Regions from separate parts of the Homo sapiens genome. Here region 2 is linked to region 1. A link is a loop called in an ENCODE intact Hi-C map of the cell type or tissue named here. Cell type or tissue: mammary epithelial cell. All regions are shown on one strand.

What was found. A loop is a pair of places that touch in the nucleus more often than their neighbours do. Peaks named below come from ENCODE experiments on the same cell type or tissue, not always from the same donor. Only the 100,000 strongest peaks of a DNase experiment are listed, where the experiment ranks them.
Region 2: a loop joins it to region 1, with 5 times the contacts of the local background. A loop is called at or near these places in 2 of 110 quality-filtered maps.

Annotation. Positions count from the first base shown.
Region 1 is chr2:70,336,469-70,344,468 of GRCh38, reverse strand. It overlaps the pseudogene BRD7P6. Among named protein-coding and RNA genes, the nearest start is that of FAM136A, 38 kb to the right of the region's middle. In mammary epithelial cell, a CTCF peak has its summit at 3,102 (motif pointing left); DNase peaks (open chromatin) are centred at 8 and 3,098; H3K27ac peaks cover 913 bases.
Region 2 is chr2:70,433,293-70,441,292 of GRCh38, reverse strand. It overlaps the pseudogene TRUND-NNN9-1. Among named protein-coding and RNA genes, the nearest start is that of TGFA-IT1, 44 kb to the left of the region's middle. In mammary epithelial cell, no CTCF peak of the experiment used is centred here; no DNase peak of the experiment used is centred here.

The sequences.
Region 1 (8,000 bases):
AATGATTAGTCATTCATTCATTTATTCACTCATTCAGACATGCAGGCAGTCAATGAATCACATCTACAGAGGATTGGCCACAGGGAAGGCACTGAGCAGTAAGCACTGGAGATTCAACAGTGAACAAGTTCCTGTCCCCACCCTGAAGGCACTTCTGACTGATGAGTGACACAGGCAAGATGAGCACAGAGAGACAAGGAGGCACAGGACCCCGTGGTCATCCAGGCTCTAGGCAGTAGAAGTGGCACATTGGAGGGAAGTGGCAAGGAAGCCCTCCCTCTGGAAATGATTTGGCTGTGGCTGGCATCACCCAGGTCCCTCCAAATGCCTTCCTTTCAGCTGTACCCCAAGACCCATCTTGGCTACTTACAGTCCCCTTCCTCTAAGCAGCAAGTTCTTCTCCATCTCAGCTGCAGCCACTCTGACTTCTGGATTCTCCTCACTCCAGTCCAAGCAGTGAAGTAAGACAGTCTTCCCGGCTCCCTTTTTCTGTTACTTCTCAAAAAATAAAGTACCCAGGCATCTCAGTTTTAAGGATTTGACTGCTAATTACTATAAGGTCATAGGGGACATAAAAAGTGATAAAATGGGTCTGTGTTAGTTACAAAGATTCCAAAATCTTACCACATTCTTAAAGTCCTGATCTTGAGTCAGGAGTTCCTGACTTTCTCTGAGATAGTAAATGAAATGATGATGATGATAATAATAATAGGAGGGGCCAGGCGTGGTGTCTCATGCCTGTAATCCTAGCACTTTGGGAAGCTGAGGCGAGTGGATCACTTGAGTTCAAAACCAGCCTGGCCAACATGGTGAAACCCCATCTCTACCAAAAATATTAAAAATTAGATGGGTGTGGTGGCACGCACCTGTAATCCCAGCTACTCAGGAGGCTGAGGCAGGAGAATCACTTGAACCCAGGAGGCAGAGGTTGCAGTGAGCCGAGATTGTGCCACTGCACTCCAGCCTGGGCAACAGAGTAAGACTCCACCTCAAAAAAATAATAACAGCAGGTATTGGGTGTCTAGGATTTCCAGGTACTTTGCATTCCACAGATATACAAATTTAATAGAATTATCCCCTTTTTGCAGATGAAGAAACAAAGGCTTATACAAAGTGGCTTGTCCAGGGGTGCAAAGCTAGAAAGACATGGATGGTAGGGCCCTGCTATTTGCACTGCACCCCACTCCACGTGTATTCCTGAAGGCAGAGTTCACCACCTCCCCCTCCTCCCTTTGACTAGACCTTGGGCAAAGGTCTGAGGGACCCATTCCCCCATGCTAGCCCCTCTTCCCAGACTCAAAACAGAATCATGGTTGCTTTCCCTTGTTTCAAGTAGGCAACCAGCCTCATCAAGGGTCCCTGGGCTAGGCGATGCCAGGCTGCTCTGAGCTTCAGGACTGACCTGGATTCCTTACCTTCCTTTTCCTCACAAGCACATTCTTATGCTCAGGTAAGCAAGGAACTCACTCAACAAGGAAGAGGTTGGAGCCTGCAAATAAGGATGTTTTCTGTTTCACATACTGTTGTAAGGATAAAATCATTTTTGTGAAAACATGTGACACAGAGTAGGTACTAGATATGTGTGAGTTGATGCTAAACAGGCTTTTCACTCATCTCTAACAAACTCTTCTCAAGCCATCTACCCAATCCTCACTGCTCACTTGAACTAGCTCAGCAGACCACCCCCTCTCCCTAAATCTTCATCTCTTCCTGGTTTTATTAGTTCCCATCTCTCTCAGAAGGAACACCCACCTTACCCCTCTAAGGCTGACCCCTCCATCTGGATGCTGGACCCCATGCCTCACACCAGGCCGTATCAGTTATTCCTCTTTTTTTGTTCGCTTTTTTTTTTTTTTTTTTTTTTTTGAGACGGAGTCTCACTCTGTCTCCCAGGCTGGAGTGTAGTGGTGCGATCTCCTGTATTCAAGCAATTCAGCCTCCTGTGTTCAAGCAATTGTCATGCCTCAGCTTCCGAGTAGCTGGGATTACAGGCATGCGCCACCACACCCAGCTAATTTTTGTATGTTTAGTAGAGATGGGCTTTCGCCATGTTGGCCAGGCTGGTCTCAAACTCCTGGTCTCAAGTGATCCGCCGGCTTTGGCCTCCTGAAGTACTGGGATTACAGGCATGAGCCACCACGCCCAGCCCAGTTATTCCCTTTTAGTCTTTGGTTTCTCATTCCATCTCCTTTCCCTTGCCTATGTGCCAGCTTAGTCTCACCCAAGATTTAAAAAACAAAAACCTCATGACCCTTCCCTCTTCTCAAGTTATAGCCCTTCACTCCTCCCTCCCATCTCTACTGCACTCCCTAAATGCCCTGCCTACCTGGTTTCCTGCAAATGGCATCATAAAAGTCACCAGGGACCTCCTCATTGCCACATCTGATGGTTCCCTTTTTTCTTGATTTTGCAGCTGCACTTGACCCTGAGGGCCACTGCCTCCTAGAAACCATCCCAGCCCATGCCACCATCTCACTGGGTTTGCTCCTGCATCTCTGACCGTGCCTTCCCAGCCTCCTCTGCCACCTCTTTTTCTCTTTAAATGTGGAAGCCCCAGTTTTCTTTCCTTGGCCCCTTTCTCCTTATTTATCACTCTTCCTGGACAATCACATCCACTCATACATCTGCATCAGTCTTCCAAGTCATCATTGCCAGCACCCAAGCACCAGAAGTATGGAGCCAGCCATGCTTTGGTGGAAATTGTGGGTACTGTGAGGGTGCTAGGCTTGGTGCTATCCTTCCCAAAGCTCAGACTTCTGCCTGGTGACCCATGGACACTTTATTCTTAGCTGTCAAATTGATCCATGGGCAAGGACTTCTGCTAGGCACTGGGGAGAATGCACAGAGGCTTAAAGCCCTGCAAGCTGGTCACTAGCCCCCCTTCTCCTTTGCTGGGTTCCCCTCCCTTAGGACATCCACATGGCCACACCCCCCCATCACTGCCATCACAAGTTCTATGCAACAGAAGGAATGATCAATTCAAAAAGGATAAGCCGCCCCTTTGCCAACACCCAAATTCCTTATTCTGTCTCCCCAACACACTTCCCATCACTCCACCCCATTCCCCAGTCAAATGGATCCAGCGTCACATGACAACAGTGCCCTCTAGAGGAGTACTTTTCAAATTGCAGTGGTGCTCTCGATGTGGCTAATTCATTTTCCAAAGGTGACTCGTATGTCCCATCCCACCTGCTGTTCTTACAATGGGACTTTGACACTCCACCCATTATGAAGTAGAGTCTATGTTCCCTTCGCTGCATTGGAGTGGGCTTGTGATTCTGGAGAAAATGATGCTATATGACTTCCACTTGGAGCTCTGAGGCACCTTAATCAGTTCAACTGCCCTGAGGCTGCCATGCACAAGGAAGCCCACACTGAGACCACACGGGGATGCTACCTGGAGAGAGAGATAGCTAATTCAGTCTGTCACTTCCAGCCCCAGCTACTGACCACAGTCACATGAGACACCTAAATCAGAACGGCCCTACTGAGCCCTTCCCAAATTGCTGCCCCAAAGAAACCATGAAAGATACTGAAATAATTACTGTTGCTTTAGGTCATCATGTTGGAATGATTTGTTATGCAGCAATAGATAACTAGATCAGTGGGTCATGAAATCATTCAAGTGTGTCATGACCAGCATTGATTTTTAAGAATTAACTGGTAGAGAACAGAATAGAATGGAAAATGTAATAACAAAAGTTTTGTGGAGAAACTTTTTTCAATAAATGTGTGTGTTTGCATATGTGTATACTGGATCAAGTAATAAAATGTATTTGTTTCTGTGCATCATGTAAAGTTTTTAAAGTTTTAAGAAGCTAGATTATTGTTGCAATTCCAGAAACTACAAAAACCAAACTCCACTAGGATCATCTCAGTGAGTCAAAGAGGCTGGAAATTATAGTACCTTATAAGCAAGTTACAGGTGCACCCATTTAGCTTTGTCATCTAAAGCAGAGGAACAGAAATGCCTTCTGCTTGTGAGAACAAGAAGGGAGGCAACTCCTAGAAAAGCGGTGTTCTAGATGGTTCTTGGATACTTTTACTATAATACTTGGTGCCTTGATCCTCTCAGTAATTAATGGAATTTCTGAGACAGTTTGATGGTATGTTTCTCCATAAAACTCCTGCATCAGCATCACATGGGGGCTTGTAAAAACACAGATCCCTTGGCCACAGTTCAAACGTAAGGCAGGGGGCCCAAGACTCTGTATCTTAACCCAGCCCCCCAAAGGAATTATAAACGCACTAAAGTTTGAGATCTACTGAGTCATAGGGAGGATTGTATGAGTATTGAAACTTAGGGCTGGGCATGGTGGCTCACGCCCATAATCCCAGTGCTTTGGGAGAACATGGAAGGAGGATTACTTGAGCCAGGAGGTCAAGACCAGCCTGGGCAACATAGCGAGACCCCATCTCTTTAAAAAAAAATTTTAGGTTAACTGTCATGCAAAGGCCTGCACTCCAGCCTGGGTGACAGGAGACCCTGTCTTTAAAAAAAAAAAAAAAAAGTTAACTCATCCAAAGACCTAATTGGTCAGAATCCTGAGACATCTTCACTGCACCACGGATGTAACCGGAAATAGCCCTGATTGTCAAGAAAGCTCATCCAGGCCTCCTGTAAAGTAAAAAGCAAGGCTGGAAATGCCTTCATTTCTTTAAAAAGAGGTTGTATTTCTGAGGAGTGTGTGTGTGTGTGCATGCACATGTGTGTATGTCTGTGTCTGTGTCTGGCTGTATGTGTCTGTGTATCTGGGTATGTGTGTGGCTGTGGCAGAAGTCCTGAAAAGGTTCGTTAGACAAGGCGTTTCCTGATAAGCTCCAGGACAGGCCTATCTATTCAGAATACTTTAAGCCTTGTCATACCTGCATGTTTTTCTCGTTCACTCACTGCACACACAGGTACACACACATGCATGCTCAGACTTTACTTTGATTGGTAGGTAACTAAATTCCTACTAGATAAAGTCTCTGCCTCTTTCTTCTTTTTTCTTTCCCAGAATTACATCCATATTAGTATAAATTCACTGGCCTAAAAGAAACGTTAGAGATCCTAAAATTCAGTGCTTTCTTAAGAAATTTGACAAGAACACTTTGTTAAAATCATCATCATGCCTTGACAGAATGCTGGTAGGTCACTTGGATTCAATTAAGCAGACAAAATTGTCTCATAGGAGAGTTAAATGCTCAACAAGATGCAAAGTTTATTTACATGTTGTTTTATCTCATAATAAAGTGAAAATATTAGATTAAATCATTTTATTGCATTAAGAATGAAAAGCACAATTTATGACAAAAAAAGTGTAATAATTACAAGACAAGAGACCTAACATAGAGCAGTACCATCAACCCCACTATCAGTTGGTAATCAGTGCCTATCTCTGCCTAGCAAGCTCAACCTCATGTTTCCAGGCCTGGGTCACTGTTCCTTAAGGATAGTTTATTATGTAAAAAAATATACACACACAATATATATATGTCTTTCTATTTTATTACATGTTCTTCAATACATGTAAGAAAAAATACTGTCTGGATTGCTTTGAGAGTTTGGTTTTGGTTTTAGAATGTTTGAGTTGGTTTTAGGATGTTTAGGATCACTTCACAGATGAGAGATTTAGAAACACTGATTTAACCTCATCTTCAGTGGGGAAAACTGAAGCCAAGAAGGGGAAATAACCTGCCCAAGATGGTAAGTCATTCTTTGCTTCAGGTTTTCAGGAAGAAAACACTTAGAGAAGATTCACGGGCATGCTAAGTACCTGCTGGTCTCTGATCCCGAGGGGAGTCTGGGGCCCACGAGGGGCCAGTGGCTGCTGGGAGTCACAGGCAGAATCAGAAGAAATTCCTGGAATTTGTATATATATATATATATATTTTTTTTTTTCCTTTTTTGTAGAGATGGAGTCTCACTGTGTTAGCCAGGCTGGTCTCAAACTCCTGGCCTCAAGCAATCCTCTGGCCTCGGCCTCCCAAAGTGCTGGGACTACAGACATAAGCCACCATGCTGGAATTTTTAAGATGTTGAGTATTTAAAACAGAGATCACGGCCGGTTGCAGTGGCTCATGCCTGTAATCCCAACACTCTGGGAGGCCAAGGTGGGCAAATCATCTGAGGTCAGGAGTTCAAGACCAGCCTGGCCAACATGGCGAAACCCCATCTCTACTAAAAATAAAGAAGCTAGCCGGGCATGATGGTGTGTGCCTGTAGTCCCAGCTACTTGGGAGGCCAAGCCACGAGAATGGCTTGAACCCAGGAAGCAGAGGTTGCAGTGAGCAGAGATCGCACCACTGCACTCCAGCCTGAGTGACAGAGTGAGACCCTGTCTCAAAAAATAATAATAATAATTAAATTTTTAAAAACAGAGATCAGGTCCTTGGCCATTATTTAGAGATTTGATTATTAATATGCATAACCATCTAGGGAGTTTATAAATAACCTTCAGTCTAATTGGGTGGGCCTAAATTGCCTCAATGTGTCCTTAGTCCCAGCAAGCAATAGACTCAAAGTGTGGGCAGGCTCCCACTTGCTGTGACGAAGCTGGCAGAAGCCACAACAAAGTCAGATCCATTCAGCTCGACTAGGCATAGCTCCATTGAGCAAATATTTTAAAATATTTTCTTAGTTTGTTTTGGGGGTTTTTTGGTTATTGTTTTTGTTTTTTGAGACAGGGTCTTGCTCTGTCACCCAGCCTGGAGTGCAGAGGCACAATCACATCTCACTGCAGCCTTGACCTCCCTGGGATCAGCTGATCCTCCCGCCTCAGCCTTCCAAGTAGCTGAGACTACAAGCATGTGCCAATATGCCTGACTAATTTGGGGCAGGAGGGTTGGTGTGGTTGTTTTTTTGTTTGTCTGTTTGTTTGTTTGTTTTGTAGAGATGGGATTTCACCATGTTGCCCAGGCTGGTCTCAAACTCCTAGGCTCAAGCGATCCACCCGCCTCAGTCTCCCAAAGTGCAGGGCTTACAGGCGTTGAGCTACCATGCCTGGCCCAAAATATTTTTTAAATTAAAAAAATTCCAGGCTGGACACGGTGGCTCATGCCTGTAATCCCAGCACTTTGGGAGGCCAAGGCAGGTGAATCACCTGAGGTCAGGAGTCAAGACCATCCTGGCCAACATGGCGAAAACTGTCTCTACTAAAAATACAAAAATTAGCTAGGCACGGTGGCGCATGCCTGTAACCCCAGCTACTAGGGGGGTTGAGGCAGGAGGATCACTTGAACCTGGGAGATGGAGGCTGCAGTGAGCCGAGATCGTGCCACTGCAATCCAGCCTGGGCAACAGAGCGAGACTCGGTCTAAAAAAAAAAATTCCAGGAATAGCTTTAGTACTTCTGATTCTACCTGTGACTCCCATCAGCCCACTGGTCCCTCATGGGCGCCAAGCCACCCCGATTTCCCTGCACTAACACCAGGAAGCTGGTGAAAAGCTGGCACCCTGGTTATAACCTTACATACAGTGACCCCTGCTACTGGGACCTGGAGACACATGCAAAACTATGGTGCCAACTTCAGGTTCATTCATTCTCCCTGTGCCCAAGGGACTTGCCTAAGCCCTCACTCACCCACCAGCAAAGCCCACAGGTTGGCATTGGTTGGTTGTCAGATTCCAATTGTGGATTAGAAGGTGTGACACAGTAGAGAAGTCTAGAAAGCAAGGGATGGTTGGAAAGGCATGGTAGTGAGCACAGAAACCCAAAGGGACCCCCCCACCCCGCCCGCCACCAGCAGAGGGTGTAGTCTCCGATAGTGCAGCCTAGAGCAGGTATATTCAAACTTAAGGAATGTGTAGAATTTTTTTTTTTTTTTTTTTAGAAAGGGTCTTGCTTTATTGCCTAGGCTGGAGTGCAGAGGCACGATGATGGCTCACTGCAGCCTCAAACTCCCACACCCAAGCAATCCTCCTACCTCCTACCTCAGCAGCAGCCCCTTCAGCCTCCAGTAGCTGGGACTACAGGTGCATGCCACAATGCCTGGCTAATTTTTAAAAAATTTTTTGT
Region 2 (8,000 bases), 97 kb before region 1:
AAAAAATCGTCAGAGATATGAGGCTTTGGGTGGACCACCGTATGTCTCTGGAGGTAAGAGAACAGTGTCATATGGGATCCCTGGGTCTTGTGGGACTGCATTATTGGTATGTTGTGTTGGGTGCTATAATCAGACCCCTTGAAGGTCAAATAGGTCTTTGCGACCCTCCCTGGTTCCCCATCTACCATGAGGAGCTTTGCTTCTAGGCAAAAATACATTGTATGTTCTGACCCATGACTTACCAAGAATTCTGTCACAGCCTAGGTGGATTTGACAAAAATTTTTAATCACATCCATTCTACCCTCTGTGTTAGTCTCACACAGAAGAGTTAACTCTTTAGAGAATGGTTATGATTTCATAGCTCTTTTTATTTGCTGTCTGACAGTCTACACCCCAGCAACCTGCCAACAGGAAGCAGCCTGGCCTGAGCCCTGAGCTCAGACTAGAGTGGAGGAAGTTGCACACAAAGACAAAGGAGAGGAGAAAGATGGGAGGAGGTTTCTCAGAAAGCTTTCCTCTACAAGATTTCCTTCTTGTGGTTGGTTTCTTTGAAGTCTAATCTGCTCCCTTGAGAGGCCTCTGATCCAAACAGGCAATGATGTGAATATAATCTCTATCAGCCAAAACAGAACATCTATTTAGTGTTAGGAATAGGCAGAACAATGAGTCTAAGAGCGACCCAGCAACTGAGTTTGCTACAAAATTCTGTCCCTCCTCTACAATACAAAATTTTTAAATCTGGGTTCCCCCAAAGACAGGGCCTCAGATAATAATTTGGGGCAGATCTTTTATTTTAGAGGCAATCTCAGGAAGCAGGAGTGAGAGACTAAGAAGACTGAGACAGAGAATGAGGAAAAGTCAGCAATGGGAAATTAGCAGTGAGCTGACTACCAATATGCAAAATTGGGACTCAATCCTACTGGACACTCACTGAGGAAATATGTAGAATGCCACCTCTGAATTGAGCCTCTGAACATCAGAAGGCATTAACTACTGACTTCCATCACCCAATGGTGAGAGTTGCCATAGGGTCATTAATCCTCCACCCCCACCACACACACACACACACACACACAGCACAAATCTTAGGGGCCTGATACGTGACACTGCTACTGAGCACAGGAAGCTTTTCCAAAGCTGCAACTGAAATTAGGTGGTCTGAGGGCGTATGATGTGGCGAAAATAGCATCTGCTACAATTATTAATTTTTAACAATAAAATTGTAATAATCAGTTTTTTCATGAAATTCAGATTCTCTTCTCATAACCAAAAGTTCTTTTGAAGATGCAGATATTCTGATTCCGTAGAATACCGATTCAAGCAATGGCCATTGGGCGTTCTGCCAAATGTGGATTCTGTGTGCCTCTAACACCTTCCAAGATGTCGGCCAGAGACCCTCCCTTCTTCCCAGATATCCCGTCCCTTTGTTCCAGACGCAGTTACTGGACTGTGGCAGGCCCTGAGGACCCTGAGGGGTCAATGTATTGGTCACACAAGTCATAGGTCTCTGGTTAGTCCATGAATTCCTTTGAAGAAGAAAGTCTGTGACAGAGAAAATGGGGCTGAGGGAATGGGGCCATCAATGGTGGGCCATGAGCAAGCAGGTGGCTAAGCTGAGGAAGCCATTTTGCAAAAGGAAACAATGAGGCAGATTCACAGAGAAAAAGAAACAGCACGTCTAATAGGAAGAGAGAAAGTCACACCCATTCTCAAGCACTTTTTCGTTCTTGTTCTTGTGGTACCTGGCTCACAGCCACCTCTGCTCTATTGAGCCCTGAGCCTTTACAAGAATCCTCTTTTCAGCCCAGCGCAGTGGCTCACGCCTGTAATCCCAGCACTTTGGGAGGCCAAGGCAGGCAGATCACTTGAGGTCAGGAGTTCAAGACCAGCCTGGCCAATGTAGCGAAACCCCATCTCTACTAAAAATATAAAAATTAGCCGGGTGTGGTGGCACATACCTGTAATCCAGGATACTCAGGAGGCTGAGGCACGAGAATTGCCTGAACCCGGGAGGTGGAGGTTGCAATGAGCCGAGACCATGCCACTGCATTCCAGCCTGGGTGACAGAGCAAGACTCCATCTCAAAAAAACAAACAAACAAACAAAAAAATCCTCTTTTCACCTGAGCCAGCTTGAATGCATTTTTATTTCCTAAAACCAAAAGAGCCTGGACTAGAACAAATGCCTCTTGGGTATCTCTTAAGGTAAATCATATGGGCTCCCCACTATTATTTATAAGGTAACACATTATATCAATATTAAATTATATCAAAATTAAATTGTATTAACATTAAACCTTGCTTTTCTGAAAAATTCTTTCTCACACCCCACCCCAGCCCTTCTATGACTGGCTCCTTTTCCTTCAGGTCTCAGTTAAATGTCACCTCAAGAGACTCCTACATGTAAGTCCACTCCACTACCCTGAATACCCCTTCCACTCTAGTTATTCTCCATCCAATATTATGTTCATTTCCTTCATAGAACTTACCACAATTTATATTATATGTATATTTTTTACTAGGTTAATATCTGTCTTCTCCACTAGATAGTAAGCTCCATGAAGGTAGGAATTATATCTGTCTTCTTCACCACTAAATATTTGACATCAAGCTCAATACTTGACACATAGTAGACGACCAAATTGGATGGGTGGATGGATAGACGGATGGATGGATGGATGGACAGATGGATGGACGTCTAAATTCCTGGATAAATTGGATGGATAAATTTACCAGATAGTGTATCATTTTTTAGAAATATTGTAGGATTCTACTCACTGGTATTTTCTTAAGGACTTTTGCACCTAAATTCTATATCCACTGAAAATATCCTAAATTAATACAGAATAGGGACACTTTGCAGCCAAACAAAAGGGGAAATAATTCAGCAGAAAAAGCTACACACTACAAGTTATACTAAATGGTACTCTTCAGGCAGGAACATGATCTCACATGGGATGACAAAGGAATAAACAGTATCAGAAAGAATAACTGTAAACAGGCCGGGTGCGATGGCTCATGCCTGTAATCCCAGCACTTTGGGAGGCTGAGGCAGGTGGATCACCTGAAGTCAGGAGTTCAAGACCAGCCTAATATAGTGAAACCCTGTCTCTACTAAAAATATAAAAAGTAGCTGGGCCTGGTGGCCGGCGCCTGTAGTCCCAGCTACTTGGGAGGCTGAAACAGGAGAATTACTTGCACCTGGGAGGCAGAGGTTGCAGTGAGCCAAGATCACACCACTGCACTCCAGCCTGGACAACAGAGCAAGACTCCATCTCAAAAAAAAAAAAAAAGAATAACCATAAACAAATATAAAACAATAAAAACAATAATGTCTTATGTGGTATAAAAATATTTAAAGAACTAAAATACCCAACAGCAATAACATATATACTAGGGAAGGGGCATGGGCAAATAGAGGTAAAGTGTTCAAAGACCTCTTCCATTGCTTAGAAAGTGGTAAGTCTATTCATTTTTATTAGACCTTAATAACTCAAGAATGCATGTTGTAATCTCTAAAGTAACCATTAAAATAAAAGTAAAATAATGTATAACCAATAATCTAAAAGGAGGGGGAAATGGGAAAATAAAAAGAACTTAATTGAACCAAAATAAAGCACAAAAGGAGAGAAAAAGAAACATTAAAAAATGTGACAAATGAGAGATTTCGACCCAACTAAATTGGTAACTATATTAAATGTAAATAAACTAAACATTCCAATTAAAATTCAAACACTGGATTAAAAAATAAACCTGACTATGTACTGCTTATAAGAAATGCACCTGAAAAATATGGACCCAGAAAAATTAAAGGTAAAAAGGTAGAAAAAAATAGACTATAAAAATGCCAACTAAAAGAAATCTAGTGTAGCTATACTCACATAAGATAAATTCACCAGGAAGATATAAAAATACATAAAAATCTGTATGTGTGTAGCTAATAGCATAAGGTATTCAAAAAATATAAAGCAGAAATGAACAGTTTGGAATCTCCCTAACAGGTAAGGTACTGTTTAGAAAGCAGAAAAACATTTATACCCATGGACGCTTAATTTCCAGGAACAAAATTGGAAGGGAGATAAGGGGAACCAACTTCTTGGGCACACCCTGAAAGTAGACAGAAGTGTACCTATGCTCAGAGAAAGTATTAGTATTTACAATAAGTGAATGGAGCTTCCACGGCTTTTCTCCTAGCCTTTGAAGCAAAAGAACATGTTAAAGACCCTATGACAAATCTAACCCAGATATTTTCCCAGCCCTCCTCCCAAATGCAGCCTGAAATCTCCCTGTTTCCTTCTTGATAATCTGTGTGAGAAACTCAGGGATACCAAATAACTTCTCTGTGAAGCCCCCAAAGCCAGCAGTCTCCTGACCACTCCTCTGCCACTGATCTTCACTGCACTGTAGCTTAGTGGTCAGAGCACAGCTTAGAAGTCAGTCCGCCTAGGCTCAAATCCCAGCTCTGTCACTTGTTAGCTGTGTGAACTTGAGTGAGTTATTTAATGTCTATGCACCTCACTTTCCTCCACTGTAAAATGCAGATACTTTAAAGAATGGTGGTGGAGATTAAACATGCACATTTTGTAAAGATTAGAACAGTATCTAGCACAGAGTGTTGTCTATCATTTTTTATCTCCTTCATCTTTTATGTTTTGATCTAATGCTGTCTTCAGCTGGGTCAGAAATACGTTCCAAACATTCTGCGACCTTCTTCCACCCACCTAAGGATCTATGAATATACAGTAAAGACCCCTCAGCTGAATATGACTGGCTGCTCTATATGGGGCTTAATTATGGCCACACCCAAGCCTTATTCCCTCAATATATATTCATATGTATACCAGGTTATCTCCATTCTGGGAAAGAAATTACAAATGATGTAACTCTGGCAAAGGCATATTAAACCCCCAATTTCAATGCTATGGTTTTTGAGTTGAGTTTTGAGAGGTCATAAACATCCTCAAAAGCATTTAATCTGTAACTTTATGATGTTTCCTTAAATGACTATTTAAGATATTGACGTAGGATAAAAGGCATATCTCAAACTCTAGATGCAGTCTTTTTTTCACAAAACCATGTACATTGAAATAGAGAAAACTCTAAAGGTGACCCACCAAAAGTGTACAATTTACATTCTCTAAAGATAATATGCTGAAACTAGAAGTTAATAATATGAATTTAGCTAGCTACAACAATAACAATAGCAACTCAATGTTTTTATTAAGCAAAGACATAAATAATTTTGGCCAGGAGAGATAAGTGGTACATGTCCACCCTCACCACTTCTATTCAACATTGTACTGGAGGTTCTAACCAGGGCAGTTAAGAAAGAAAAAATAAATAAAAGGAATCCATATTGGAAAGGATCTTTATTCATATAATAGATTATAGATCTTATATATAGGAAACCCTAAATAATCTACCTAAATATATATATCAGAACTAATAAATGAGTTCAGCAAGGTTACAGAATACAAGTTTAATACTTTTAAAAAACCATATTTCTATACACTTGCAATGAACAATCCAAACATAAAATTAAGAAAACAACTCACAACAGTAGCAAATAAAATACTTAGAAATAAACTTAACAAAAGAAGTGCAAAACTTATCCTCAGAAAACCACAAAAAAACTGTTGAAAACAACTAAGGAAGACCTAAATGAATGAAAAAATATTCCATGTTCATGGATTGGAAGACTTAATACTGTTAAGATGGCAATACTCCCCAAATTGATCTACAAACTCAGGCAATCCCTATCCGAATCTCAGCTGACTTCTTTGTGGAAACTAACAAGCTGATTCTAAAATTCATATGGAATTGCCAGGAATCCAGAATAGCCAAATCTTAAAAAAAGTAAAAAGTAAGAAGACTCACAGTTCCTGATTTCAAAACTACTATAAAACAATGAGAATCAAAGCAGTATGAAATTGGTGCAAGAACAGACAAAACAGACCTAAAAAATAGATGGATAGGATAGGGTAGGATAGGGTAGGGTAGGGTAGGGTAGGGTAGGGTAGGATAGGATATAGTATAGGATAGGATAGGATATAGGATAGGATAGGATAGGATATAGGATAGGATAGGATAGGATATAGGATAGGATAGGATAGGATACAGGATAGGATAGGATAGGATATAGGATAGGATAGGATAGGATATAGGATAGGATAGGATAGGATATAGGATAGGATAGGATAGGATAGGATAGGATAGGATAGGATAGGATATAGGATAGGATAGGATATAGGATAGGATAGGATAGGATAGGATATGGATAGGATAGGATAGGATAGGATAGGATATAGGATAGGATAGGATAAGATAGGATAGGATATAGGATAGGATAGGATAGGATATAGGATAGGATAGGATAGGATAGGATAGGATAGGATATAGGATAGGATAGGATAGGATATAGGATAGGATAGGATAGGATATAGGATAGGATAGGATAGGATATAGGATAGGATAGGATAGGATATAGGATAGGATAGGATAGGATATAGGATAGGAAAGGATAGGATATAGGATAGGATAGGATAGGATAGGATAGGATAGGATATAGGATAGGATAGGATAGGATATAGGATAGGATAGGATAGGATATAGGATAGGATAGGATAGGATATAGGATAGGATAGGACAGGATATAGGATAGGATAGGATAGGATATAGGATAGGATAGGATAGGATATAGGATAGGATAGGATATAGGATAGGATAGGATAGGATAGGATATAGGATAGGATAGGATAGGATATAGGATAGGATAGGATAGGATAGGATATAGGATAGGATAGGATATGGGATAGGATAGGATAGGATAGGATATGGGATAGGATAGGATAGGATATGGGATAGGATAGGATAGGATATGGGATAGGATAGGATAGGATATGGGATAGGATAGGATAGGATATGGGATAGGATAGGATATAGGATAGGGGATAGGATAGGATATGGGATATGGGATAGGATATAGGATAGGATAGGATGGGATAGGATATGGGATAGGATATGGGATAGGATATGGGATAGGATATGGGATAGGATATAGGATAGGATATAGGATAGGATATAGGATAGGATAGGATAGGATAGGATAGGATAGGATAGGATAGAATAGAATAGAATAGAATAGAATGTCCAGAAATAAAATCATACCTCTGTGGCTAACCAATCTTTGACAAAGGTACCAAGACAAGCCAATGGGGAAGGAATATTCTTTCCCAACAAATGGTGCTGAGACAACTAGATAATAACATGTAAAAGGATGAAGTTGGACCCCTATCTCAAATCACATACAACTCAAAATAGATAATATACCTAAATATAAAAGGTAAAAATATAAAAATCTTAGAAGAAAACAGGCATAAATCTTTGTGACATTGGGTTAAGCAATGATTCTTAAATACAACACCGAAGAAAAAATAGATAAGTTGAATGTCATTGAAATTAAAGTATTTTGTGCTCCAAGGAATACCATCAAGAAAGTGAAAAGATAATCTACAGAACGGGAGAAAATATTTTCAAATTATGTATCCAAGAGATAAGTATCTAAAATAAATAAAGAATTCATAACTTAACAATAAAAAGGCAAATAACCCAATTTAAAAATGGACAAAGGATTTGAATAAACATCTGTCCAAAGATATATGAATGGTCAACAAGCATATGAAAAGATGTTCAGCATCATTAGTTAACAGAGAAAAGCAAATCAAAACCACAATGAGATACCATTTTACATCCACTAGGGTGGCTAGAATCAAAAAGTCAGATAATAACAAGTGTTGACAAGGATGTGGAGGAATTAGAATCCTCATACATTGCTGGTGGGAATGTCAAATGATGCCGCCACTTTGGAAATAGTTTAGTGGTTCCTCAAATGATTAAACATAGAGTTACTATATGACTCAGAAATTCTACTCCTGGGTATATATATACACACACAAAAAAAGAAAATATATGTCCACACAAAAACTTGCACATAAATGTTC